Regions from separate parts of the Mus musculus genome. Here all the other regions are linked to region 4. Evidence: chromatin loops called from intact Hi-C (ENCODE). Cell type or tissue: heart. All regions are shown on one strand. Each heading gives the region's core, and the rest is flanking DNA. Links, peaks and the distances in the headings are about the cores only. Region 1 overlaps Gm30325 (a long non-coding RNA gene). Region 2 holds the start of Steap2 (six transmembrane epithelial antigen of prostate 2). Region 3 holds the start of Cfap69 (cilia and flagella associated protein 69). Region 4 holds the start of Steap1 (six transmembrane epithelial antigen of the prostate 1). Region 5 overlaps Cfap69 (cilia and flagella associated protein 69).

Evidence for each region. A loop is a pair of places that touch in the nucleus more often than their neighbours do. Peaks named below come from ENCODE experiments on the same cell type or tissue, not always from the same donor. Only the 100,000 strongest peaks of a DNase experiment are listed, where the experiment ranks them.
Region 1: it touches region 4 in a loop (10-fold over the local background); 39 of 42 quality-filtered maps call a loop at or near these places.
Region 2: it touches region 4 in a loop (2.6-fold over the local background); 4 of 42 quality-filtered maps call a loop at or near these places.
Region 3: it touches region 4 in a loop (3-fold over the local background); 3 of 42 quality-filtered maps call a loop at or near these places.
Region 5: a loop joins it to region 4, with 10 times the contacts of the local background. A loop is called at or near these places in 23 of 42 quality-filtered maps.

What each region holds. Positions count from the first base shown.
Region 1 is chr5:5,491,643-5,496,577 of GRCm38, reverse strand. It overlaps Gm30325 (a long non-coding RNA gene), which reads right to left. Exons shown (of 5, transcript XR_868230.3): 5 at 2,508-2,567. Among named protein-coding and RNA genes, the nearest start is that of Gm30325, 15 kb to the right of the region's middle. In heart, for the core only: a CTCF peak has its summit at 2,085 (motif pointing left); no DNase peak of the experiment used is centred there; H3K4me3 peaks cover 519 bases; H3K27me3 peaks cover 180 bases.
Region 2 is chr5:5,691,828-5,696,762 of GRCm38, reverse strand. It overlaps Steap2 (six transmembrane epithelial antigen of prostate 2), which reads left to right and starts at 2,674. Exons shown (of 6, transcript NM_001103156.2): 1 at 2,674-2,805. All of the region lies in intron 1 of Gm40262 (a long non-coding RNA gene), which reads right to left. In heart, for the core only: no CTCF peak of the experiment used is centred there; a DNase peak (open chromatin) is centred at 2,512; H3K4me3 peaks cover 1,761 bases; H3K27ac peaks cover 1,221 bases.
Region 3 is chr5:5,661,497-5,666,431 of GRCm38, reverse strand. It overlaps Cfap69 (cilia and flagella associated protein 69), which reads left to right and starts at 2,200. Exons shown (of 23, transcript NM_172447.2): 1 at 2,200-2,524. The coding sequence starts at 2,402. Steap2 (six transmembrane epithelial antigen of prostate 2) reads left to right here. Exons shown (of 6, transcript NM_001103156.2): 6 at 1-1,603. It overlaps Gm40262 (a long non-coding RNA gene), which reads right to left and starts at 2,055. Exons shown (of 3, transcript XR_868231.3): 1 at 1,999-2,055. In heart, for the core only: no CTCF peak of the experiment used is centred there; a DNase peak (open chromatin) is centred at 2,241; H3K4me3 peaks cover 1,524 bases; H3K27ac peaks cover 681 bases.
Region 4 is chr5:5,747,468-5,752,402 of GRCm38, reverse strand. It overlaps Steap1 (six transmembrane epithelial antigen of the prostate 1), which reads left to right and starts at 3,086. Exons shown (of 5, transcript NM_027399.3): 1 at 3,086-3,156. Gm46900 reads right to left here. Exons shown (of 2, transcript XM_017321192.2): 2 at 2,213-3,952. The coding sequence starts at 3,472. The coding sequence ends at 2,789. In heart, for the core only: CTCF peaks have their summits at 2,238 (motif pointing right) and 3,011 (motif pointing right); a DNase peak (open chromatin) is centred at 3,042; H3K4me3 peaks cover 1,481 bases; H3K27ac peaks cover 694 bases; H3K27me3 peaks cover 871 bases.
Region 5 is chr5:5,644,200-5,649,134 of GRCm38, reverse strand. It overlaps Cfap69 (cilia and flagella associated protein 69), which reads left to right. Exons shown (of 23, transcript NM_172447.2): 4 at 2,090-2,199; 5 at 4,635-4,711. Among named protein-coding and RNA genes, the nearest start is that of Cfap69, 18 kb to the left of the region's middle. In heart, for the core only: a CTCF peak has its summit at 2,790; no DNase peak of the experiment used is centred there.

The DNA.
Region 1 (4,935 bases), core at 417-4,416, 260 kb after region 4:
AAATAGCCCATGTTCACTGTCCCGTGGCAGTTAATGTGGTCAACACAGACACTGAATTAGCAAATCCTGAGCCACTGCACCCAGAGGATGCCTGGGAACCTCGAGCTACATTTTAATCAATTGGTCAATTCATAACTATTCTGTTTGTGCTTCTGCTTAAGGATACATTATTTATGAGGGTATGTTGTCTCACTAATAACTCATGCCTGGCAGCATTATTATTCAATAAGAAAGAAATGTTATCTAATGCATTCATTTTCCTGCAGACACGCCATGCTCTTCTGCTTGTGAACACTGCATAGCAATCCCAAATTATCCTCAGAGGCAGGGGGCTTTTAGCAAAAAAAAAAAAAAAAAAAAAACCAAAACTCTCTCTCTCTCCCTCTCTCTCTCTCTCTCTCTCTCACACACACACAGAGAGAGAGAGAGAGAGAGAGAGAGAGAGAGAGAGAGAGAGAGAGAGATACACAGTAAGCAGGCAACAGAAAGGATGGTTGTTCTCAGTATGAGAGCGGAAACAATAAGGCAGAGTTTCCTTCTTACTCCCCGACTCCACCCATGGAAATGTTTCTCAGCTCTGCTCTTGTCTCATTGTGTCCATGAAAGCAAAGAGAGTGTTGCCTTGGGTCACAAATGAATTTTTGTAAGAAGGCTAATTTATAGATACTGCATCGATGATCAAGTGTGAACAGAAGTTAAGAGGCAACAATTTTTAGGGCTTTGATGGACTCAAAGAGAAAACGAACCCATTGTCTTTCAAGATCCACACAAATTGGATGTGATAACACATTAACTTACTTCTGTAAGCCAACACTTGAGTGCCTGAGGCAGGAGGATGACTAGTTGGAGCCCAATTTGGGCTATATAGGAACATGTTATCTCAAAACTAAATACATATCTGTACAGACTAGACCATATCCCTTGTATTCTGAAGAGGACACAGCAGGAAGCATATGAAGTGGGAGCATCTGGGAACCTCTCGCACCAGCCTTCATCCTGTGGGCAGGGCTTTGGGTTGGCATCTGGAACTCCCTGTTGGTGCGTCTTGGTTTTCTCTTCTATAAGTTGAGACCAGTAATGGTCATGTTTCTTCTCAGTTCCAGGGGGCAGTGGATATTTAGAAGTTCTCTTTGTTATTTCATGTCGGGGTTGGAATTGAAAGGGTAAAAGCATTAAAATTTTCCTTTGTTGTGAGGAGTAGCCTAATGTGAGTAGCTGGTGCTGCCATCTGGGACCATGGTGGGGTCCAGTCCTGTACTGCCACCAGGAGCCATGTCTGTGTCCATGGCTCTGCAGAAACGGGGATCTCTTACCACTAGCCACTAAGGCCACACCTTCTAATAGTGCCACTCCCCATAGGCCAAACATATTGCACAACCACATATCTGTATTTTGCAGTTGCGCGGATAAGTACCACTGACATAACCCTGGTTAGCCTCCTGTTTGTGTCCTTAAAGAGGTCTCATTTTACACTGATTTTTGCCTCATGTGTACAAGAAACTCTTATATTTGGAATTCCTTAATCAGAAGCCCAATGTGGGTTTGGTTTCAATATTTGATTTAGTGATTAGTTGATTAGCACCGAAACAAGTGTTACCCAGTCGCTAGCATATTTGTGCTTATCCATTTTAGATCAGCATAAAGTGTGCACGTCTACTCAAAAGGTAGCAGTAGATATGCCTGAGAGAATGAATAAGGCCAGTACCACCCAGGGCCTGGGGTTTCCTAAGATGGTGGTGAGACCACGATGAATGAGAGCGTGTATAAAGCATTCAACATAGACGGCGGTGTGTAGGCATATGAAACCCAGGTAAGAGCCATGTCTTCCTCCTGCGCCCTCGCCTCAGCTGTCCTGCGCTCCTTTTACAGGGGTGCAGACTTTTCTTGCTTAAACTCTAATGAATCTTAAAAATCCACCAAATTAATACTTCTCTTTATATGAAGATACCTTTAAAGAATAATTTGTAGATCAACTTACGAAATGTAGCTTTTCATAGTCTCACGCACCCATTTTTCACTTGCCTTGACTGGCTTGCGTGAGAGCCCCGAGCCTGCTGCTCTCTTTGTGTGGAACAACCCTGACATCTAGTGGAGAAGTCAAGTCATTACAAGGAATTTTCCCAGTGAAGTTAAAAAAAAAAAAATAATTTATTCAGTGTGAAGGGAAACCAGAGTATACTAAACCTAGGACATTTTCCCTGCCATTTCACCCTATGATGCACGCCAGTTTATTCCACCACAGTCTTAGAATAGTTCTCTGCATCCATCCAATGATAGTCTTAGTATTAATCTTTTTTTCGAATCTTAGATTTATTTAGCCTTTAATCCCAGCATTTAAGAGTCAGAAGCAGGTGGATCTTTGTGTTCGAGGCCATCCTGGTATTAGAACAAGTTCCCTGCCAGCCAGGGCTACACAAAGAAAACCTTGTCTTGCAAAACCAACAAAAGATGAAGATGAAGATGAAGATGAAGAGGAAGAGGAGGAGGAGGAGGACGATGACGACGACGAAGAGGAGGAGGACGAGGAGAGATGACGATGAGGACTTGTATTTAAATTCTGTGTGTGTCTGTGAATGGGAATTTGCATGTGTAAATACAGTGCTCATGAGTTCAAAGGAGGCCGCCAATCCACGTACCTGGAGTTACAGGTAGCTGTAAGCACCCGCTGTGGCTGTTGAACTCAGTCTCTGCAGGAACACTCAGCATTCCTTCTTGCTAAGCCATTTCTCCAGTTCCCTTAACCTTTCATTTCTAAATCGGGAGGACCATCATTCATATTTTCCTTCTTTGTGTTTAATTTTGTTTGACCATTTGTATTCATCGATGAAGTGCCAACTCCTATCTATATCCCATCTTTGTAAGTGTGTGATATCCCTTGCATTTAAAACATGTTTGTCGTTTATTGGCTTTGAATTTTATTTTGGGAGTGGGTTCTTTTGTGTGAGACCAGACCTCTAGCTCAGGCCAATCTGAGATAACTTTGGCCTTGTAATCTTTCTCGCTGCCCCTGAGCTCCAGGACTGTAAGTGTGCATTATACCTAGTTTATGCCGCGTCAAAGGCTGAGTCTGGAGCTCTAGCCTTACATTTTGCTTTGGGTAGTTGTAATTCTTCATGCGATGAGAATTATATATAATTGTACTTTCAACTCATACATTATATGGCTGCCTCTTCTTTCAGATGATAAGAATAAAATATCATATATGTTTACATAGATTCCATGCTATGTATACTTAGGTAATTTTATTTCATCTAAACCTTTCATCACCTGAGATTTTTTCCTTTTTTTTCTCTTATTTATTAGATATTTTCTTCATTTACATTTCAAATGCTATCCCAAAGCCCTCTATAACCCCCCCACACACACACACCCTGCTCCCCAACCCACCCACTCCCGTTTCCTGGCCCTGGCATTTCCCTGTACTGGGGCATATAATCTTCACAATACCAAGGGGCCTCTCCTCCCATTGATGGCCAACTAGGCTATCCTCTGCTACATATGCAACTAGAGACACAGCCCTGGGGGTACTGGTTAGTTCATAGTGTTCCTCCTATAGGGTTGCAGATCCCTTCAGCTCCTTGGGTACGTTTTCTAGCTCCTTCCTTAGGGGCCCTGTGTTCCATCCAATAGATGACTGTGAGCATCCACTTCTGTATTCGCCAGGCATTGGCATAGCCTCACAAGAGACAGCTATGTCAGGGTCCTGTCAGCAAAATCTTTTTGGCATATGTAATAGTGTCTGGGTTTGGTGGTTGTATATGGGATGGATCCCTGGGTGGGACAGTTTCTGGATGGTCCTTCCTTCCATCTCAGAAATTTTAATAATAAGAAATATAGAGACAGAACATCATTTTCCTTATCAATGTAAAGATGATTGACAAATCTAAATATAGCTATGAAGAAACACTGTAGTATGGACCCATATATTCTGATGGGAAAAGAGGACAGTAAATATGAGAGTGATATTAATAATATAATTCCATTTATGCAGAAAATCTATGTACCTGCAAAGACACAGAAAAAATATCTGAAAGGGCACACACACAGGCTAGTCAAGGTTACATGCACCTAAGACTATTGTTAGTGTGCGGCTAGAAAAGTGGCTTAGAGGTTAAGAGCACTAGCTGCTTGTCCGGCATCTGCACAGCACCTCACATCCATTTCTAGCTCTGGTTCTAGGGGATCTGCTACCTTCTTCTGGCCTCTGTGGGTACTGCACGCAGGCAGTGCACAGACCTTCATGCAGGCAATATGTACTCCTTCTAAGGAGTGCACGCTAGACATTGGCAAGATTAGCAGTGTTTTACCTTTGAGTCTATATAGTTCTCTCCTATTGAACATGTTGTCATGAGCAAGCATTACTTATGTTATCAAAAGTGTTGTTTAAAGAGCATCTTGTAGCATGGGGAGATATGAGAGTTTGCGTTTTTATGTCCCTCAAAGGCCCAGATGATAAAGGAAGGCACAGTCCCCTACTGGGCATGGAGGAAGAGGTGGAATATTTAAGAAGCGGGGTGCAGTAGGTGGTCTTGGCACTGTAGGCATGCCTTGAAAGGCTAGAGTGGGACCCTAACCCCATTCCTTGTCTCCTCTTGATTTCCTTCTGGTTATGAGGAAGATCCCCCAGCATGTGCTCTGCCACAATGCTCTGCCTTACAGCCAACCACAGAGCTCTGTGCCCCCTGCACACAGAACTGCAGCCTGGTCCAGGACTGTGAGCCAAGCCTTTTGTCTTTGATGCTTTGTTATCTCAGATATTTTTTTACGATAACAAAAACTCAACACAGGAAGTATTTAAGATCTTAACTGCAAAACAAGCCATAAAGCCATGAATAAAGCACCGCCCTAGAACAGGAAAAATTCCTATGTAAAGAAAAATTGCTGAGTGGATCTGCACAGAAATGTCTGCAGTGACTTTGGAGAGACACCTGAGAC
Region 2 (4,935 bases), core at 521-4,520, 56 kb after region 4:
TCCTAATGACCAAGCATTCAGATATATGAGCCTAGGAGGGACTATTCTCATTCAAATCACCGATCTATTTCAGTTATCTTGAAATATATAAATATGCTTTCAAAAGTAAAAAGTAGGTAGGTTACTCAGTTTTATGTTTACTGAATTGTTTAATTTCACAAAAACAGAATTTCATACAAAAGTCATTCTATCAATATACACTGTTCACAAAGACTCTTTACTCTCAAAAAATCATCTTTGATCATCAGCAGTGTGGGCTAAGTGAATGTCTTTAGTGTAGATAGTCATAGAGCCTTGAGACATTAATGTACACAATGGCTCTCTAGAGTGAGGATACTGCCTATGATTTACCCAAAGTCTACTACATGTAACAGGCCTTGTGCACATTTTATTTGCACCTATTTAATAAAATGTCTTCACCCACAGTGATGGTTTGTAAATGCTTGGCCTAGGGAGTGGCTCTATCAGGGAGGTGTGGCCTTGTTGGAGTAGGTGTGTCACTGTGGGCATGGGCTTAAGACCCTCATCCTAGCTGCCTAGAAGTTCGTGTTCTGTCAGAAGCCTTCAGATGAAGATGTAGAACTCTCAGCTCCTCCTGCACCATGCCTGCCTAGATGCTCCCCTGCTCCCACCTTGATGATAATGGACTGAACCGCTGAACCTGAGAGCCAGCCCCAATTAAATGCTGTCCTTTATAAGTCTTGCCTTAGTCATGGTGTCTGTTCACAGCAGTAAAACCCTAACTAAGACACCCATCAAACAATAAATTTTGAAAGACTTGTAGTCACTCTGTGTCCTGCTTTGTTCAAGAGTGCCTGACACCCAGGACACAAAGCTCTTGGTGAATGAGAGCCAGAGAGCTCCAGGTGCTTAAAGTTCCTTTAGGCGCTATCATCTCAAAGTTATCCACTTGTATAATAACTTCAAAGGAGAAATTATGTTAACACCTCTAGGCCACTAGAGATTTATTTAATGAATTATTGCTGTGCTTCAGTGGAATAAATTACTTCAGGGAACTGAGGACACTTCTCAGAGAGTGCTTCATGACCTGGAAAAAAGGCTTGCGAAATCAACTTTATATACTTTGAAACTGTAACTGGAAATCACTGGTAAAGATGGCCACCGGTTCATGAACTGGACCGGGAGCCATCTTTGGAGCACTTTGGGCCAGCCTGGCATTTTCCACCCATGGAGGATGTTTGCTTATTTTAACAGTTCAAGTATGAAAAGCAGATACTCCTTCTGGAAATTGTTGACTCATTCATTCTTTTGGGAGGCAAATGGTTTCGCATACTATTTTTTTTTTTAAATAAACAGAGTCCATGTCTCAACAGCTTTTAAAGATATTTTAAATGTACAACTTACCTGTTTTCTGTAATAACTTATGGCTTTGTACAACTGAGAATAAAAACGTGATAACCTTTGCTAGACCTTATGTAATGCTTTTGTTTATGTGATTGGAAAGCTACATCTTCTCACCAAATGCTAAGGACACAGCAGTTTCCTCCACTGGTCCTCCAAAAGTGTTAGAAATACCCTGCTGTTTTCACTATTTGACAGTAGTTGAAGTGAAACAATAAACACTGATATAAAATGTAAGGATTTTTTTTCTCCCCGTTACCAAAATGGAAAGTATTTCCCAGTTGTCAGTCTTTCCCCCTAATACATCACTAACAGCGGAGTTTGTGCCTAAACTTTAAACCTCAGCTGTATGTATTTGGGGGTGGGGAAGAGATGCTTTTCACAAGGATCAAACAAAGAATGTTTCCCAGGTTGAACTTGCAGAGGTTAATCTGTGTATGCCTTTCAAAGGGGAAAGTGCAGTGCCCTGAGGATCGATCTAAGACCCTCTTCTGCTTTTGTTCTGATTTGTCTAGTTAATAAACCACCAAGAAAGATAATTTTTAAACCTAATTTGCTGAAATGAGAATTTACTAACGTCTGAGGGTGGGGGAAGTAAATTTGACAATTTTCGACAAATTGGTTTTATATTAAAAAAAAATCTCCACTGACACTTTTGACTAAAAAGGTAAATAAAAGATCCCCATCTACTTGTTAATCCAAAATCGGGGGGGGGGGGGATTAGAGAAAGCAAGGTGCCCTTACACAGCTCAGCGAACCCTGGATGCTCCAAGGCCACTGCAGCTCTCCGCAGGCACGCTGGTCTCCTGACTCGGCTTCACCTTCCAGTCCGCACAGAGCTCGGGGGCACCGGCGACAGGGAAGGTCAGAGTCCACAGACTAACCCCTACAGCCCACGGCTGAGAAGGGCCTCCAGTCCCAGGGAGTTTTAAAATGCGGTTCGTGGAAGGGCATTTCTGATCATTCCCTTTCAAGGACATGATGCAGCCGAAAGGGAGAAAAAAAGCGCACTTTCTTCGAGGTTTGTGTGGAACAGAGTAGGGAGAAGGGGGGTGGACAGGGAGGAGGGCACTAATCAAAGCCAAGTCCGGGGCGGCGTGGCGAGCGTCTCGGAGGTAGTGGAGTGTAAACGCGGGCGGGATCCACGTAGGGCTGCTCCCACGGGGGGTCTCCGCAAGATCGCGCGCAGGCGTGGGGACCGCGGCCGGGTGGGTCCCCACGCACTCTGCCCCGACCGACCCGCGCCCCCCTGCGCGTCACCGCCAGCCCTGCCTCCGCGCGCCTCCTCCTGCTCCACCTCCCCGGCGCGGCGCGGTCCGGCTCGGGGGCAGGAGGAGCTTGGGCGGGAGGAGCACTCCGTAGGCCCGGGAGCTCGGCGGGCCCTCGGCGCGGGGGAGCCACGGCGCTGCGCTGCGAGCGTGGCTCGGAGAAGAGGGCGTGGAGGTGAGCCGGGTGGCCAGAGCGCCGAGGTGGCCGATCCGGGGTCGCCGAGCAGCGGGTGCTGTGCGGGAGCCGCATCTTTCCTCCCGGATTCCGGGGGGGGCTTGGAGCTGGCCAGGGGGCGAGTGGGAGGGGTGCTGGAGGGCGTCCGTCGCACGCATTCCGCCCCCTTATCCCCGTCGGTCTTCCCAGAGCTCTGGGAAGTCCTCGGGTCCGGGCCCAACAGAAAGGAGGCCAGGAGAGACCTTGTCCCAGGTCGGATGTGCCCGAAAGGGAAAGGACCCGCAGGTTACTTTTGCCAGCCACTTTGGATTGATGCGGCACTTTTCACTGTCGTACAGCACTGCTTGCCAAACAGGTAAATAATGCCTGCAGTGGCTTTGCTTATAAACCCGGTCATGTAATCCGGGTGTGCTCAGGCCATTTTGCGTTTAGAAGTAATTGGTCTGGTCTTTCAGTGTCCTTAATTACCTCTGCGTCCCGTGTTCAGCCTCAGCTGAAACTTGTTGAAAATTATGCCCTAAAAATCTTGTTCTGAAAATAACATAGGGAGATAAAGAGATTTTATTTTTCCTGTGGTCGGGGAGAATTCCATTTATTATCTTCACTATCCTGTGAAGCAGGATTGGTGTCAGTGTTTACTCTTCAGGCAGATTGTTTGTTTGTTTGTTTGTTTTTAAGTAGAAAAACTTATTCTGACCCACATTTAATTATCGCCCATCACTGTAGGTGAAATAAAATTCAGACTCCTGCCCCCACTTCAACCCTCAGTACTTGATTACCTAAAGCCCCAGTTAACCACCCCACTGCTTGCAACCTTCTTCTCTCTAGTCTACCCTACCACCACCCTTTTAATAGTTTTTTTAATTACTTATTTACTGAGTTGATGTTTTCTTTGACACTGTACTCACCCCCCCCCCTCCATCCCCCGCATCCTCAAGATAACCTATTTGGAAACGTAAGATAGGAAAACCAGAGTGTTTAGCTGCACCGGGGCAGCTATCAGGCTGCCTGGAGATGCTCCTGAGATGGTGGCATTCACTGCGGTTTCTGCCTCTCAGCTAGTCTGGGCGGGGTGGGCTGGCTGGGGCTGGGGCTGGGGGGCAGTTTCAGCAGTGATAAGTTAGCTAATTGTGAAAGATGGGAATGAGGAGCTTCATGAAATCACTCTTATTGTACTGGTACTATGGAAAATGCTCTTCTATTGAATGAGCATAATTGTACTTTAGCACTGGAACAGAGCACAGATAAAGGCAGAATTTTAAAATGATTACACATGATACAGAAAAAAGAGAAGGGTAAAGATGCAACGAAAGCTCAAAAGGCTAGGCCTGTGAGAAAAGAGGCAGGCAGAATATCTGGAGGTGCAGTTACTCTTTGCTCAGCCTGTAACTATGACTCTGAGGTAACCAAGACATTGACATAGACATAACATTGACACACCACTTAAATCCTCTGAGGCCTTTTGGGCCCACGGATCTTAACCATGGGAAAGAGAGATCTGGCCTAGAGCCTCATTACATTTTCTTTGGCCTTGGTGTTTATAAAAATGCATTTAGTGACAAAGAACATTCATTGCATACATAGTTGGTATGTGCCAGGCAGAGTGGATAGGAGTGTGTGTGTGTGTGTGTGTGTGTGTGTGTGTGTGTGTGTTTTGAGGATTTAAGTAAACAGTCCAAGAGCAAATAAGCACTTCTTTAAAACAACTCCCCGGGAACTTAACAGGGGCTGGAAGATGCTTGGTGAGTAGGCTGGAATCAATCACATCTGTAGGAGGCAGAGTCGGGTGGAAAAGAGATCTGTTTTTTCCACTTCTTGAAAAGAATTCTGGGGCTGGGCAGTAGGAAATATGGGGCCATCAGGATAAGGCTGGAGAGGTGAGCAGAAGCTGTCATATTTGGGACCTTTTGGGTCACAGTCAGGTATGAGAAGAAGCCGTTGACTTTTAAGGAAGAGAAATATTTTATGCCATTTGTGTTTTAAGGGGACCACAGCTCTTAGGTAGAGAGTGGGTATAGGTAAAAAGTGAAGAGAGACTGAAAGGTAAAGATAAGATACTGGCAAGCGAGGCATGACGATATTGCCCTTCAGGTGCCAGGTCCTGAGGCTGGGGCACTTGAGCCCAGGAGT
Region 3 (4,935 bases), core at 518-4,517, 86 kb after region 4:
TGAGTAAATTAAATTCCAGCACTCTTCTGCTAGAAATTTCCCCAAAAGCTAACCCACTATATTAATAATATTTAATATAATGCTATAAAAGTTCTCTAAACAAACTACTTTGTCTCAGCAGGTAATAATCTTTGTTTGAACATTTAGGACAAGCAGCATTGGTTTAGAGAGAATTAAATTCACATGTAACTTAAATACTTACAAAATGTTTGTAATTCATGATAATGAATAAGTGCAGTTTTGCTAACTTGCTAATGAGGCACGGTGAAAAACAAAATGGTAAGAATTATATTAGTATTGAATTTGTTTAAGTCTATGTTTAACTTCGTTCATTACTTCTAAATGTACAAATTGTATTTAGGTTGATATATGAAAACTTTGTTTTACATGTACAAGTGCTTCTAAGAAGCACTAAGTCATATCTTCATGATGCTACGTTCTGCGAGCGGCCAATGTATTGACGCACTGAAACATTCCGATTCCCTGGGTAGACCTGATTTCTCGCGTTTCTCTATTATTAATTGATCTTTTGTTGAAGTAATTGGACATCTCGGTAGACATTAATCTTTTTATCCATCTATGTTCACCTGCATCATCATAAACAGGGATCAATGAATAGTAATTAAAATTAAATCCACACATTTAAACAGTCGAAGCTCTTGAAAACATAAACCTTGGTGCACTTCTAAGGAGAAATGCTGTGAAACAAATAATTGTCACCAAGTCCATTTGCAAATAGAGGAAGCCCCAGCCAGTTCCTTTTTCTTTTGAGATGGCTAACTTTGGTAAAACTGTTCCAAAACAATAATAACAAAAAACTACACATCATGAGCTTCTTAGTTTTTATATGTACACTTGTTAAAATGGGCATTATTCACACCAGGAGGTGCAAAGTTCTGCATTCCTGACGAGCCCCTAATGGCCACACAGTTAGGAAACCCATGAAAACCACTTTGAGTAGCAAGGATCTAAAATGCTTAATCTAGATAATTTACAAAATTCTTTCATTTTACCTTAAATCAAAATCTAGCCCTTGACATTTTCATGAACACTTATTGAACACCTTCTATGATATTGACTAGAAGGACCAAGAGTATGGCCTTCAGACCAACTACATCAGCATCACATGGGAACTCACTATAAAGGCAAACTGGAACCAGACAAGGTATTCACAAACATGCCTACCTACATCTCCAGCATGTCACAGGCTGGGGACACACAGCCACACCTTCACTCAGCAAGTAAGCAAATTAGTGGCTATGTACAAATTTTTAATTGCCTTAGTCTCAGTAGCATAACATGGTTGGGCTATTTCGTCAATAAATTCCACTAACTATACAGTGAGCACCAAAAAACAAAACAAAATAAAAGACAAAAAAAAAAGAGCATGCCACTAAGCGTGACATCTAAAACAACAGAAAAAATACAGGCTTCCTGGGAAAGATCAGGCCAGACTGTTTCATAGAGTGTAAGCCTTCTGAAGATGGTAGCATGAAGTTTGTACTCTATGAAGAGATCACAAGGCGACTGAGTATGAAGTGCGTGAGACTTCTGTCCCTCTTGCTTCTCAACCTACTAATGAATAAAATAAATGCTATCGTAGAAAAACAATTACAAAACTGGACTGTTGATTTGCCAGGTTGGAGAACACATCCTGTGAAGAATGTCAGTGTCTTTCTCTGGTTGCAAAAACGAGAACTTTCCATCCCAGGCCATACTAGACACCCAACCACTCTACTGCTCGAAAGATTTTCAAAAGTCTGTACTATGCCTTATTTGTTTGTCTAACTGTTCAATTAGGCCAGTACAAAAGTACAACATATATATATATTTGTGTGTGTGTATATATACATATATATATATATATATATATATATGTATATATACACACACACACCTGGGAAATTAAGCTACACTGACTGGTCCTATCTCTGCAGAAAGGGTAAAGTGCTCAGATTTCAAGATTATGCCAATCACATCCCTCAGAATGCATCTTACCTCCAGCTCATACTCCTCCGCCCCACACAGGCACTTATTAAGCAAGGGCCATTGCTACAAGACTGAAACACTAAGTGCATACCGCGATCTCAGTCACTGGTCTCCTTTGTCTCCCGCGCCGCACACCAGCAGACCCTCTTTTGGTGAAGTTTGGCTCTCCCAGCTTCCGTAAGCCCCGCCCCTAGCAACGCCCGGGCTTGTGTTAGCAACTGGAGCGCGCTGGGTGCCTTGGTCCTCCTGTGGGCACTAACAGCAGTTGGATGTCCGCTATGTTGCTGCGGCGGGGGTTACGACAGAACTTTCGGGGTCTTTCTCCTCCCTAGCTCAGCAGCGTGTTTTCTGCCAGGGCTCGTGGGTCCGTGGCTGCGGACGCACCTAAGACCTCAGGCTCCCACCCCGAACCATGTCCACCGCGGAGGCCTCGGCCACCACGGCCGACGCCGCCGAGGCGGGCGGCAGGACGAAGACCGGCAGTCCCCGCACAATCCCGGTGTTTGGGGTGGCGATCCCGGATGGGGAGATGCAGGTACGGCCGGGCTGTGCAGCAGGAGCGGAGAAGGGCATAAGGCTCCAGGGCAACCCAGTGGAATGAAGACCAGAATGAGATTTGGGAACCTGTGGGATGGAGATAATGATAGCCCAGCTGATCCCTGGAGGCTAGTGAAGAGGGGACTGGATGTCGTCAACCAATCTGTCTGGGGACTCTAGCTGCGTGGTTCTCATAAAGGGCGCGGGGGGGGGGGGCGAGGGGGGGAGCGCTCTTTCAAGTGTGGCCACGACAGGAACTGACATTGATTTGATAACTAGATCACTGTGGTGGGTTTTTGGTCTATTGATCCGTTATAAAGTGGCGTTCCCTGGGTTTCTTTCCTGCTAAATTGCCTGCTTCTGAAGCTTGCACTCACAGGTAGGGCAGATGCTGTTTGGAGAGCTGGGCACAATTTTCTTTGTTGTGTTTATACTTGTTTTCGGGTTTGCTATTGTTATAAATGTAAAGATTATTAAAATTGGGTTGAGGAACCTCTCTGCATTGCCCCCACACTAATGGTGTGGGGGGCCACTATGGGAATTCCTGTTGAGACGTCACAACTCCCAGACTGCGTCAGGAACTCTGTCTCCTGTGGCCACATCCTGGAGCCTTGGAGAGTTACTTGGGAGCAGTCAGTTGGCTGGGACTACTTCTGTGGGAACTGGGTGGAGCTCTCTGAGGGCTCTCACACATGTACGCCAACAGCCCTCAGAGTAACTACTTTTACATAAAGAGGGGATGCCAGGGGAATTTCCCTAATCAGTTTTGTGGAGGTATTCCTGTACAAGATCGGAGACGTGTGAGTGATCACCGCTTTCCACTCTCTGGGCTACAAGGAAGCTAGGCATTGCCACTATATAGGTGAGTTTGACTCTCATTTTTCTTTGGGCAAAGATTACATGACACAGACAAACGAGTTTAAAGACGTTCAATGGGTCATTGCAAAAGAAAAAAGAAGTTCGTGACATAGGAAGTAACATAGCTAGAAGTGTCTTGTGTTCATTCCTGCCTCTCCTTCTATGAGTATTCATATTGTTAGAAAGTACTGAGAGAATCAAAAGGCAATTTCTTCCTAAAGAAATGGAATAGAAAACAATTCAGAATTAGGAGAAATCTTGGTGCTCTCTCATTCCTCTTGGGTGTATTGCTTGCAGTTGCCTTTACAAATAAAGTGTCTTTAAGTCCACCAGGAACTAACTGTAGCCACCCAGTTCCTTTACTCACTGTGGGGCCTAGTGTTCCTAGTAATACTTAAGACGATAACCTTTAGTCCTCTGTTCAAGTCAGCAGAGAGACCTTTGGACGCTTCAAAATTCAAAGCATTCCACTTTTGCCTGTATGCAAGAAACAGCTAAACCATTCCACCAGCTATGAAATCAAAGACATGTGGAGATAATAATGAAGATTAAGATGGAGATTCTGATAGTACTGATGTTCATTGTGTTCAGCTTAGTGAAGGCCTGGAGACTGCTCAGTGGGTATGGGTGCTAGATAGCCTGACTTCCATACCCCAGAATCCACCCACGTGTTCAAAGGGGATAACTGACTCCTCAGTATGTTCTCTCGCCTCCACACCCACCTCCCTATACAAAGTAAATATAAGCCTAAACACCTTTTAAAAATGTCAGTTGTAAAGACTGTGTACAGCTTAAACCAAATGCACATAGAAGGAGTATATAGTGCCACATATACCAAGATACTCAGTTTTGCCATCATTCTTTATTCATGGAGGCATCTAAAGCTTGGGATATTTATTTGTCATTAAAACTCATGGAGTGCTGGGTGGTGGTAGCAGCGCATGCCTTTAATCCCAGCACTTGGGAGGCAGAGGCAGGCAAATTTCTGAGTTTGAGACCAGCCTGGTCTACAGAGTGAGTACCAGGACAGCCAGGATTAGACAGAGAAACCCTGTCTTGAAAAACAAAACAAACAAACAAGCAAGCAAAAACCCCTCATGGAGAATTTGAAATTTTAAAAGTAGCAGCTAAAGATGTCCTGCTATACAGATGCTATTTTTTCTACCTATGCTTCTAAGGGCTTATTTTATTATAGACTTAAATTTGAAGCATTTGAGTCACCCTAACATGAATATTTTGAATGCTGTTATGTCCTTGTTGTGATTTTTCATAACTTGAGCATTCTAACCTTGTAAGAATTTTGACTCTGCCTACATTAATGATTATTAAAGCTTTAAGAAAACTATCTTTTTTTAGATTTCCAAACAGTAGAATCCTGCTAAAATTTAGTGATTATGTTTCCTCATTTATTTGTTTGTTTGTTTGTTTAATTAATTAATTCATTTTACGTCCTTATTGCAGCCCCCCTCAGTTCTCCCCACAGCCCCTTCTCCCGTTCTTCTCTGACAAGGAGAAGCCTGCTCACCCCCAAACACCCACCCCCAGGTGTAA
Region 4 (4,935 bases), core at 531-4,530:
CTCCCTGGTTGTCAGTTCAGTCTCTATGGGATCCCATGAGCTCACGTTAGTTGACTACGGGTTTTCTTATAATGTGGTGTTCTTAGTAAGTACTTATTAATGGACTGAAGGGATATGTGTAGGGGTTGGTCTGGTATTGCTATGTATTCATATGCTAAATACTGACCCCCCAAGATGTGGCTACTACAACACTGTGTTCCCCAAATTTGTTTAACCCAAATTCTCTGGGTTATTTCTGCTCCATGAGTCTGGCATCCTAGAGTGCTGGTCCATCAGGGCTAATATTAGGAGACCTCCTGTTCTCTATCTCTTCTCTCTCAGACTCGCTCTCCTCTCCTCTCCTCTCCTCTCCTCTCCTCTCCTCTCCTCTTGCCTCTTGCCTCTCACCTCTTCCTTCTCTCTCCCCTCTCCTCTCTCCTCTCCCTTTTCCCCTCTCCCCTCTCCACTCTCCCCCATCCCCTATGTCCTTGTGGTTCCTACCTGTGATCTCCTAGCCCAGTAACTCAAACTCTACCTCCCTGTACCCCCCCACACAGTAATTGGCTATTGACAGTTTTATTTAACCAATAGTTTTAAATTGGGGAGCAGGGTTTACGCAACAAAGGCTGGTATACAGGAGGATCCTCTCATCTTGAAGCAACCAGATCTTGGGGTACAGAACATAGCATTTGAATGCAAGCAGCACCTGACCAACCCCCTACAAATATGCATTATTAGCACTTAGGTATTTTTGTGTTAAAAGAAAAAAAAAGATGAAATGGGAATCCAAGGTGCTAAGAGAACTCAGAAAAGCTGTGAGAAGAGGTCTGTGTTGCTGAGCATAAGCGATCCTCTCTTAGGAACATGATAGCCCTGAGCAAGAAGAAATGCATGGACACAAACAGATGCTACCCAAAGTAGACCGAAAGCCAAGAATGACCATTGCCAGAACTCCATCTGCAATGAGAGAAAGCAGATTCTGATCGGTCCCCTTAATGCCAGCATGAAGCCTTGGGCTCAAAACCCCAGGAGGTGGGGGGGGGGGGGGAACAGAAAGAAAGGAAAGGAGGGAGGAGAGGAAGAAAGGAGGGAGAGAGGTGAAAAAGGCAGGATAGGAAGGAGGAAGAGAGGTGTTAATACACCTAGGTTGGCTTTTTCAGCTATGACAAAGTCTTTAACTACTTCTCTGTGATTAAAAACAAAATCAGATTGTGTAAGGGCCAGGAGACCTGAGGTGGAGCTAAGTAGTACCCTGACTAGCTATTTATATTTTATCTTTAATCTTTTTTACGGTCCAGTCGTTTCACCCCTCCTGTTCTGCCCTCTAACAAGTCCCCATCCCATTCCTCCCCCCACCCCCGTCTCCAAGAGGGTCTCACACACACACACACACACACACACACACAGAGTCACCCAACCAGGCCTCCCCATTCTCTGGGGCCTCAAGTGTCTCAAGGGTTAGGTGCATTCTCTTATTGCAGCCAGATTAGGCAGTCCTCTGCTGTGTATGCCCTACTAGCTATTTTTAATTTTAATTCTTTAGCCACATTCATGTGATACAGAATGTGCCGGTGACGTTCAGCCTCTCTTTACCCGGGTCTCCCATCATAATCAGTCTCACTTGCATCTTCTCTACTTTATCTTTCACACCACATTACTCTCTTTACTTCTAAAATGGCAGTCAGATGCACTATAGGGTCCAGAAATTATCCTTCAAAGGCACATGGAGTCATCAAACCGGGAAGCCCTTGACCCGGAACCACATTACAAAAATATTCAGGTTGGAGACCCAGCTCAGTTGGTAAAGTGTCCTTGTGACTTACAGTTGGAACCTGCAGAGCTCCATTGTGGGAGGAGGGCAATCTCTGGACTTGGAGCTACAATACAGGTTTATTTTGAAATCCTCCCAACCCTTGCTTCTTGGGACTGCCACACCTAGTTATCATCTGACCTCCACGTGCATGCAGTAACATTCATCCACATACCTACAATAAATAAATAAACAAACAAACAAACGTGATGAAGGTATTTGAGTGCAGTTTGGGTGTACAGACTTATTTATAGGACCTAATTTATTTACCCTTCTGGTGTATCAACTTTATTCTTAAGATACACGCCAGAAAATGGGAAACTGAAGAACAACTGCGTGCTGGGAACAGAACCCCTGTGGTTGTGAGTCTTAGCCCACTAACTAGAAGTTTCCCTAACCCTCGGTCTAATGATTTTCTTCCTTGGAAATAAAAGCTGCAAGCGTCTATTTTGCCACAAGGTGTCAGGCCGGGGTAATTTAATCTTCAAAGGCCTTTTACACTATCTGATGGGAGTCAGTGAACCCAAACATTATCCACGGAGCACTAAGACACGCAGGACAGTGGAGTTCAGATCATCCCTTTAATTCCAGCACTCGGGAGGCAGAAGTAGGCTGATCTCAGAAAAAGAGGAGTTTGTGACCCAGGGTCACATTAAAAACAACACTCAGGTTGGAGACGCAGCTCCACCTTGGTCGTTAGTGTCTAGAGTCTGAGTTGAATCTGCAAAACTCTGTGGTGAACGGAGGGTGGTCCCTAGCGTCAGAGCTACGGGTTATTTTTAAATCCTCTCAACCCTGTGCTTCTTGTGACCACCACACCGAGGTATCATCTGACCTCCACGTGTGTATCATAATATTCATTCACATAGCTACAATAAACAAATAAACCCGGTGTAAAAGTCACTCACAAACTCAGATTCATCCTCTGACTGTCCTAACAGCTAGTCGTCTGAGAAACTGCTCTGTTGGAAGAGCGCTCCACCGCGGACGGCGTAATCGCTACAGAGCAGTTGGTCTCCAAGTGTGGGATCCAGGATCACTACAGCGTCGCCCGGCAACAGGCGAAATGCACAACTGCAGATTTCGACCAGGTCCCAGTCGGTTTCCAGTGAGCCCTGCTGGTGACCCTGGGTCCCCCTTGCACAGCCAAGGATTCGCCCCCGGCGACGCCCCTCCCACGGCGGCCGCAGCGAAGCCCCTGGGTGTGAGCAGGAGCTGGTCTCCGGCAGGGGGCGCTGTGCGCGCGGCGGCCGAGGGGCGGGGTCTGCGGAGCGGGCTGTGCTGGGCAGCGAGATTCGGGCTCCGCGTGGGACTGGGAGTCCGTCCGGGCAGCGAGCGCCTCGCCGTCGGGTCCCACGGAGAAGCCGGTGAGTCCCGAGTCTCGTTCGCAGGCCGCTTGCTCCCCGCCTCCGCGGGCCTTGGGAATCTGCTGCGGGCCGGGGAAGGGGTGAGGCGGGTCTCAGGGGCGGGCGGTGGTGCTCCGGGCAGCGGGGCGCCCCTTCGGCCCCTCGCGGATCTCGGCGAGCCCCGCGGGGAGCAGGTCTCCGCGGTCCCGGCTCTGGAGCTTAGGTCAACTTTGCAGTCAGGTTGGGTTCCCCCGGTAAGTTTGCCAACTTGGCAGTTTCCGCAAGTTTGCCTCGCTGGATGAATGACTCGTCCTGCTGTTTGAGCTGGTTTCTTCATGGAATTTTTTTTTTTTTTTTTTCATTTTAAGTCTTTGGAACACCGGTCCTACTCTTTCGGGATCTGAGTAGGATTCGGGTTTAAAATAGTCAGAGCTTTTAAATAAGGCACTCTGGTGAAAGCAACTAACAGACGTTTGTAGTCCAAGAATTTAAGTCCACTTCAAATTTAGTTATGCTGTTCCGTTGAGGTGGGGGATACATCCACATCTCGATATAAAATCAAGGGAATGTATTTAATATTAATGTTAAGCACTTGGGGAAGCAATGCTTTAAGAAACAGCCCGCTGTAGAACACCTTCCCCTCTTCCAATAATTAACTGTGGCAAAGCAAAAAAATACATTTGAAAGACTCGTGGGACATGCACTGCAACCCACAATGTATTCCAGTCACTGGGTTTCTTGGATTCTAAACTCCTTCCCATAAACATGAGTCTGTTGGGCTGTGTCAATATTTAGCAGGAACAACAAGCCAGCCAACCTAATCCAGGAAAACAGAAATCACTATTTAATGGGGAAGAAAGCTGGAGAATGTTGGTTCAAATCCTGGAGTTCTTGACATCTCTGCACTATGCTGTTTCCTGCTGAGTTTGCTGGACAGCCTGATGAAACCTCTCCTGTAGAAGTGTAATTATAGGTGTAGCTAAGGTCTGGTGGAAGAAGGCATGATTTATTTAGCTGATAGTTTGTTTTCCTGGTTTCTGGGCATACAGTCAACAATCACCTTTACGGGCATTGGCTCTTTTCCTTAGCGATGCTCCTCAGAGTGGTACCATGCAAACAAATGGCTAGGCATCTCCTCTGGGCCACTCTGTCCTTCCACCCAGAATCTCTCAGCAGTGGCTGTCTGTCATGTCAGCAAGCACCAACAACTCACTGCAGGTCACAGGACTGGGTAAAGAAAGGGGCTCTCATCCGTTTTCTCCACTTCCTTTCCAGAGCCACCATCTGTCTATACACTATTATCCTTTAAGATGTATGGCATTACCACACAGGTCTTAATGGAGCGTTTCCCTGTCCTAAACTTTCTTTGAGAACAGACTTATCATTTAACTTTGTATTTCCCGTGTCTGCCATCATTGTTCAGTGTGATTAATGAATTAACAGTGAACAGCTATAGATTTATGCTTCACTATCTTAAACATTGTGAATCACAAAACTTAAAATACACTCTAAACGTAGCAAACTGTTTCTTATACTTGTTACTACAGTGCATGCTACCCTATTCCTAGATACCCAACACCAACCTACTCACTTTATAGTACTGGTTAAGGTCAGAAAATGGCATGGGTAATACATTTTGAAGACAGACTGTTAGCCCCTCAAGGGCAGCCTTGAAATCTCCTTCTCTTTTTCCTCTTTGATATTGGCCTTGTAAGAACTTGTTGAATGACCTAGACTTTACCCAGAATTCTTTCAAATGGAAATGGTCAACACACACCTCAAACTCAAAAAAAAACAAAC
Region 5 (4,935 bases), core at 661-4,660, 100 kb after region 4:
GTACTCACTCTCCAAGATTATATTAGATACACAACTGCCGAGAAGAGGAAACTCTCCAACTGGAAAGCTGCCTACACACTGTGTGAGAAACTCCAGGGATACAGATTCTATGAGTCATGACTCAAGATAAAGTATGCATTTCAGTGCTGCAGCTGCCTTTGAGTCATCTATACTCCTGTTAAGAAACTGCTCATATGTAATTGTGCAAGTAGTCACAACAAACTCACTGGTTAAGCTAGACTACGTAGAACTGTACCTGTAATCTGTTAGCAGTTCCCTATCTGAAGTAAACAAATCTGTGTACATCTCCTAGGAAAAGTCTCATAACAGCTTCCTGGGAAGTGATACTTCATCACTTTGTAAAGTTATACAACTTCTAAAGCCAGCCTATTAAAAAGGCATTCAGAAGTAGAGCTGCTTGCTACCAACTCTCTAAACCTAAGGAAAACCAATGTGTTGTGGATTTTCCCTTCATCTCTATTATAGGTCGGACCTGAGGGGAATCATGGATCACTTCTGATTGGTTCTTGTCCTCCTCGGTGCTGGATTCTTCCAAGCTCTAGGCTTCTGGACCCCATGAAGGGCTTTCCAGCACAGCTCTCTTTCCCTTCCATCTCCTTATCATGACTTATACATCCTGGTTGAATCCTGTCATTTGCAGCTGCTTAGAATGAGTGCGGTGGGAATTACTCACCATATCAAAAGCTAACACGGAAGGTGACAGTTTTCTGTCCTGTCCCATTGTAATTCCTCCTTAAAACAAGACTTTCCTCTAATCAGCCATGTATGCCTCTTTTACATATCTTATTATATATAGCAGTGGGCATACAGAGGTCACCACAGCTTGCCAACTGTCTCCTGGGGGACTGCCATACAGTCTCTAGTCTTTGAACTGTTATTAGAGTGTCTACATAGTCACACTTTGAATTCCAGTCACCAAGAGAATCCCCATTCCCATATCACATAAAAGAAGATGACCAAACTGGGATTCCCCAGAGATATTCCATTTTGAGACATCTCAACCTTGTCTGCATGCCCTGTCACCCATATTGGAGTATGGAGCCACCACTGAAGCAAGGAGGCACGCCACCTCTTACCACAGGGAGAAAAGAACCCCTGTTGGGATTGTCCCCTGAGCTCTGCCTTCAAACTGATCAGTCATAGATGCATGTCTCATCACACACTGCAACTCTTCTTTGCTTCTGTCTGTCCCTCTTCAGACACCAAGTATGTTATGTAATTTTTCCTGGGGAGACATGAACAGAACCTATTTAACTCTGATAAGGCACAGATGAAAAAAACAAGTTAACAGTTCTACCCAAGTCTAAGTTAGCAAAATATTGACTTTATTGGCAAAACTTACAGGAACATGGATGACTCAGAGAAAGATGCATCACTAAACAGCACTCTCCATTGTTAATAGCAAGGAGAGCTCACAAAGCTACATCCTTGAAACTTGTATCCAGCTCCCTAGTCGTAAATGTCAGCTTTCCAAGACTTGTAAGGTTTACTTCCTGAGTCACATGAGCCTCCTCTCCTTATAGGAATGGATGCTTCCGTTTAGAGGGAGTTGAAGGAGGTCCCCTCCCTGACCAAGAAGCTCCTGATGCACAGCTAGAGACAATAGGATTCAGTCTGGGGCCTGCAGTCATAAGAAGAATGATGTCTTAGCCATCAAACAAAACTCAACGATATCTAGATTTGTATTAATCATGTCTTTTAAACAGGCAAAATAAAACATGTTATTATTTGAAGCTCTAGAAGTACATTTTGCTTTTATGTCAGCTTTAAGTGAAATAAAAATCTCAAACAATTTTAATGCTAATTAGAAGAAAATGCTTCTGAAAAAATAAAGTACTTCATTAAAATAGGATTTAAGCTGTATATGTTTGTGTTCTGGTTGATATAAAGGGATGAAAAATATAATGTTGCTAAAAGTACAGTCCTCTTTAGACTTCAAACGAATTAAACTAAAACTTACCACACTTAACAAGATAGATAGGATTTTTTAAACTTTCTGGGGTAAATTCTTATAAAAAATATGTTTATAGATTAATGATAACTTTATTTCCTAACAAAAATATTAAAGCCTCTAAGAGATTTGGCACAGATATTTAAAATTCTGAGTCTGTGTGCAGAAAAAATTGAAAAGCAGCCCTGTTTTGTAGAACCTGCATCTGACATCATAAAATTATGTGGGTAAGTTGTTTTTCTTTAACTTTACTTTGTACTATATACTTTATTTTGTATTATAAAGATGTTAGAGATACAGTGTATCAAAATAATAAAAAGCAAACTTATATAAGTTGGTGACAGGATTTGAACAATTACTATTTCAAATTTTACAGATTGCTATAGAAATTGTAAGTATATATAAAATACTTTCTGATCTGTAGTCACGCTCATATGATTGGTAAGCAGCAAATGAAACCAAAGGACTGCCCTACTTTGAGAGAATCTTTACATAAACTTAGAGGTATTTAGTTTTAGTTTGGCGTTCCTTTTACTCTTTAAAAATATTTGACACTCAAAAGTCTATTCTTAGGTCATGTTTCATTTGATTTTGCCATTTTAATGAGGAAGAAAAATTATGTTTGATATGTATGGGAACATAAATTACAGGTAAGAGTTATAAAATTATTATGCCTTATGCTCCTCTATTGTAGTTTCTGTACCAATTCTGGAAACTACATATATGTGTGTATACATATATTATGTACAAGTAGATCAAATATCCCCACATATGTCTATGTAGACAGTCACACATATAAATGCTTCTTTGCTGCCACATAGTGGCTAATCTAGATATATGTTTAAATAGCGACTTTCAAGTCAATACACTGAAGAAGAGACTTCTTAAAGTTGGAAAGAAATCATTTTGACAATTTCATCTTCTAAACCTATCAATTTAATATGTTAAATAGCAAAGTGACACTATTAGTGTGTGTGTGAGTGTGTGTGTGTACACATTCCAACTCTTATATTTAGCAGAAGTAAAATAAAAATTCTTTAGCCATTTACATCAATTCTTTGACATCGTAGTAAAATAATGAAAAATAATTTACCAGATGCCTATGTCTGGCCTTACTTTTCAATGGGGATTTATATACAAAGAAATAAATTATTGCTCTAGTGCTTTCAAACAGACTAGAAGTTTTTTGTGTTGCTATGTGACTGTATTACGAACTGTCCTTTTGTGTGTGGAGCTGTGCAGGTTCTAAAGGACTGGGCTCACAGCCTTCCCTCCAGTGTCTGCTCCATCCAGCTGGTTCAGTCTGCAGAATGCCTCGCTGTGTAACATCACAGAGCTTTTCAGCTGTGCTCTTCCCTTTCCCTCCTTTGTAAATTAGTTACATTATTATTTTTTTAACATTTCAAATTTCCACCTATATTCAGCCTTTCACTAGGTGCAATCCTCACTTGATTGTCTTCTCAAGATTTTTTGGAGATTAAATCATTGAAAATACATCACATTTTCTGCTTTGATCTCTAGTTGCTTTTTCCATTATGCCAGGAGCACATTCCTAATTCCTGCATAACTTTTTGGGTTGAACCCCCAACCCCAATACTTCATCCTATAGGAGTCTCCTTTGGTAGAAAAAAAATGTAAAAATAGGGCAAGATATTTAGAGTCTTAGTTTTGAAATCTTTAGCTGTCCATCAGTTAACTAGATGATAATATTATTTGCTTTGAATTTAATTCTAAAAGAACAGGAATGAGTCCCCACACAAATTTAAAAATGGTCTCTTTGTAGCTTGCCTTGATATACTTTTAAATTCAAATTAACTTGTGTATTCTGTGCCCACATATGGTCGTTTTCAGTTGCTATTTGCAGCTACTTTCCAATACGAGGAAAAAAGTGTGCCTATATCCTCATATGATCATTTTCAATGTCACTTTCCAATGATTTCATAAATGTGTTGAAAGACCTGACTTGGAAGTTGTATATACAAATAGGTTATACTTCAAACAGCACAGGAGATTCAAATGGTTTACATTTTGTTTTAAGAAGTAATTTAGTCTAATGACCTAGGATTCATAAGCTTGATCTTTTATGATTAACACATAAGTATTTCAGATACTGTTGGTTATAGTAACTGTGAATTACAATTCTAATATAATATTTTCAAAATTGAATTAGTTATTGTTTCCAAAAGTATTCTGTTCTTTTGTGAATAGTTGCTAATTCGATTAATAAGGAGGAGGCATTGGCCTTTGGAAAGAGATTGATGATTAATTTGGTAACTCCTGCTTTATGAACTTCAGGAAAACCCATCAGGCATTTCTAAGTTTTAGCTGAGCTCTCCTAGTTCTGATTCCAGTTGCAGCGCACAGTGACTTTGCCACCAGCAGCATGATTTGTAAGGATTTTATTAAGAGTGATGTGTGGTTACTTTCTTAGATCATCTGTATCTTGTTACTTTTACCAATGTATTTTGTTTAATCTCTGCTTGATTAGTTAGAAATAAAAGTTTCATTTTTATTGGTTTTGGTTCTCTATACTAAAGAATATGATAGGCTAGGACAGAATATCCCTTATTCTTTAGAATATAAATATTTCCTCTTTTGTAAGGGATGTATCAACCATGGAATCCATTTAAAATTACTCTGTTGTTCTTCATTCTTACTGAAGCTTGCCATTTTTGAAAAAGAAAGTATCGGATGAAATAACTTACACTGAAGATACTGCTAATTCATTTGCACTTCTGGGTGAGTTAAGACTGTCTTAGGTGGGGACCAATCTGAGGGAAAGAGCTCCTGAGGTGTTTCATATCAGCAAAGCCCCCTCTGTCCTTTATGCCGGATTTCTAAAAACTTGATGTATAGTTTAGTTGTGTTTGTTAACCTTTCTTTAGTTCTTTGAGAGGTTTATATGCCATCTTTTGGTCATATTCACCCCTCATCCAACTTTCCTTGGATCTACATCCAACTTT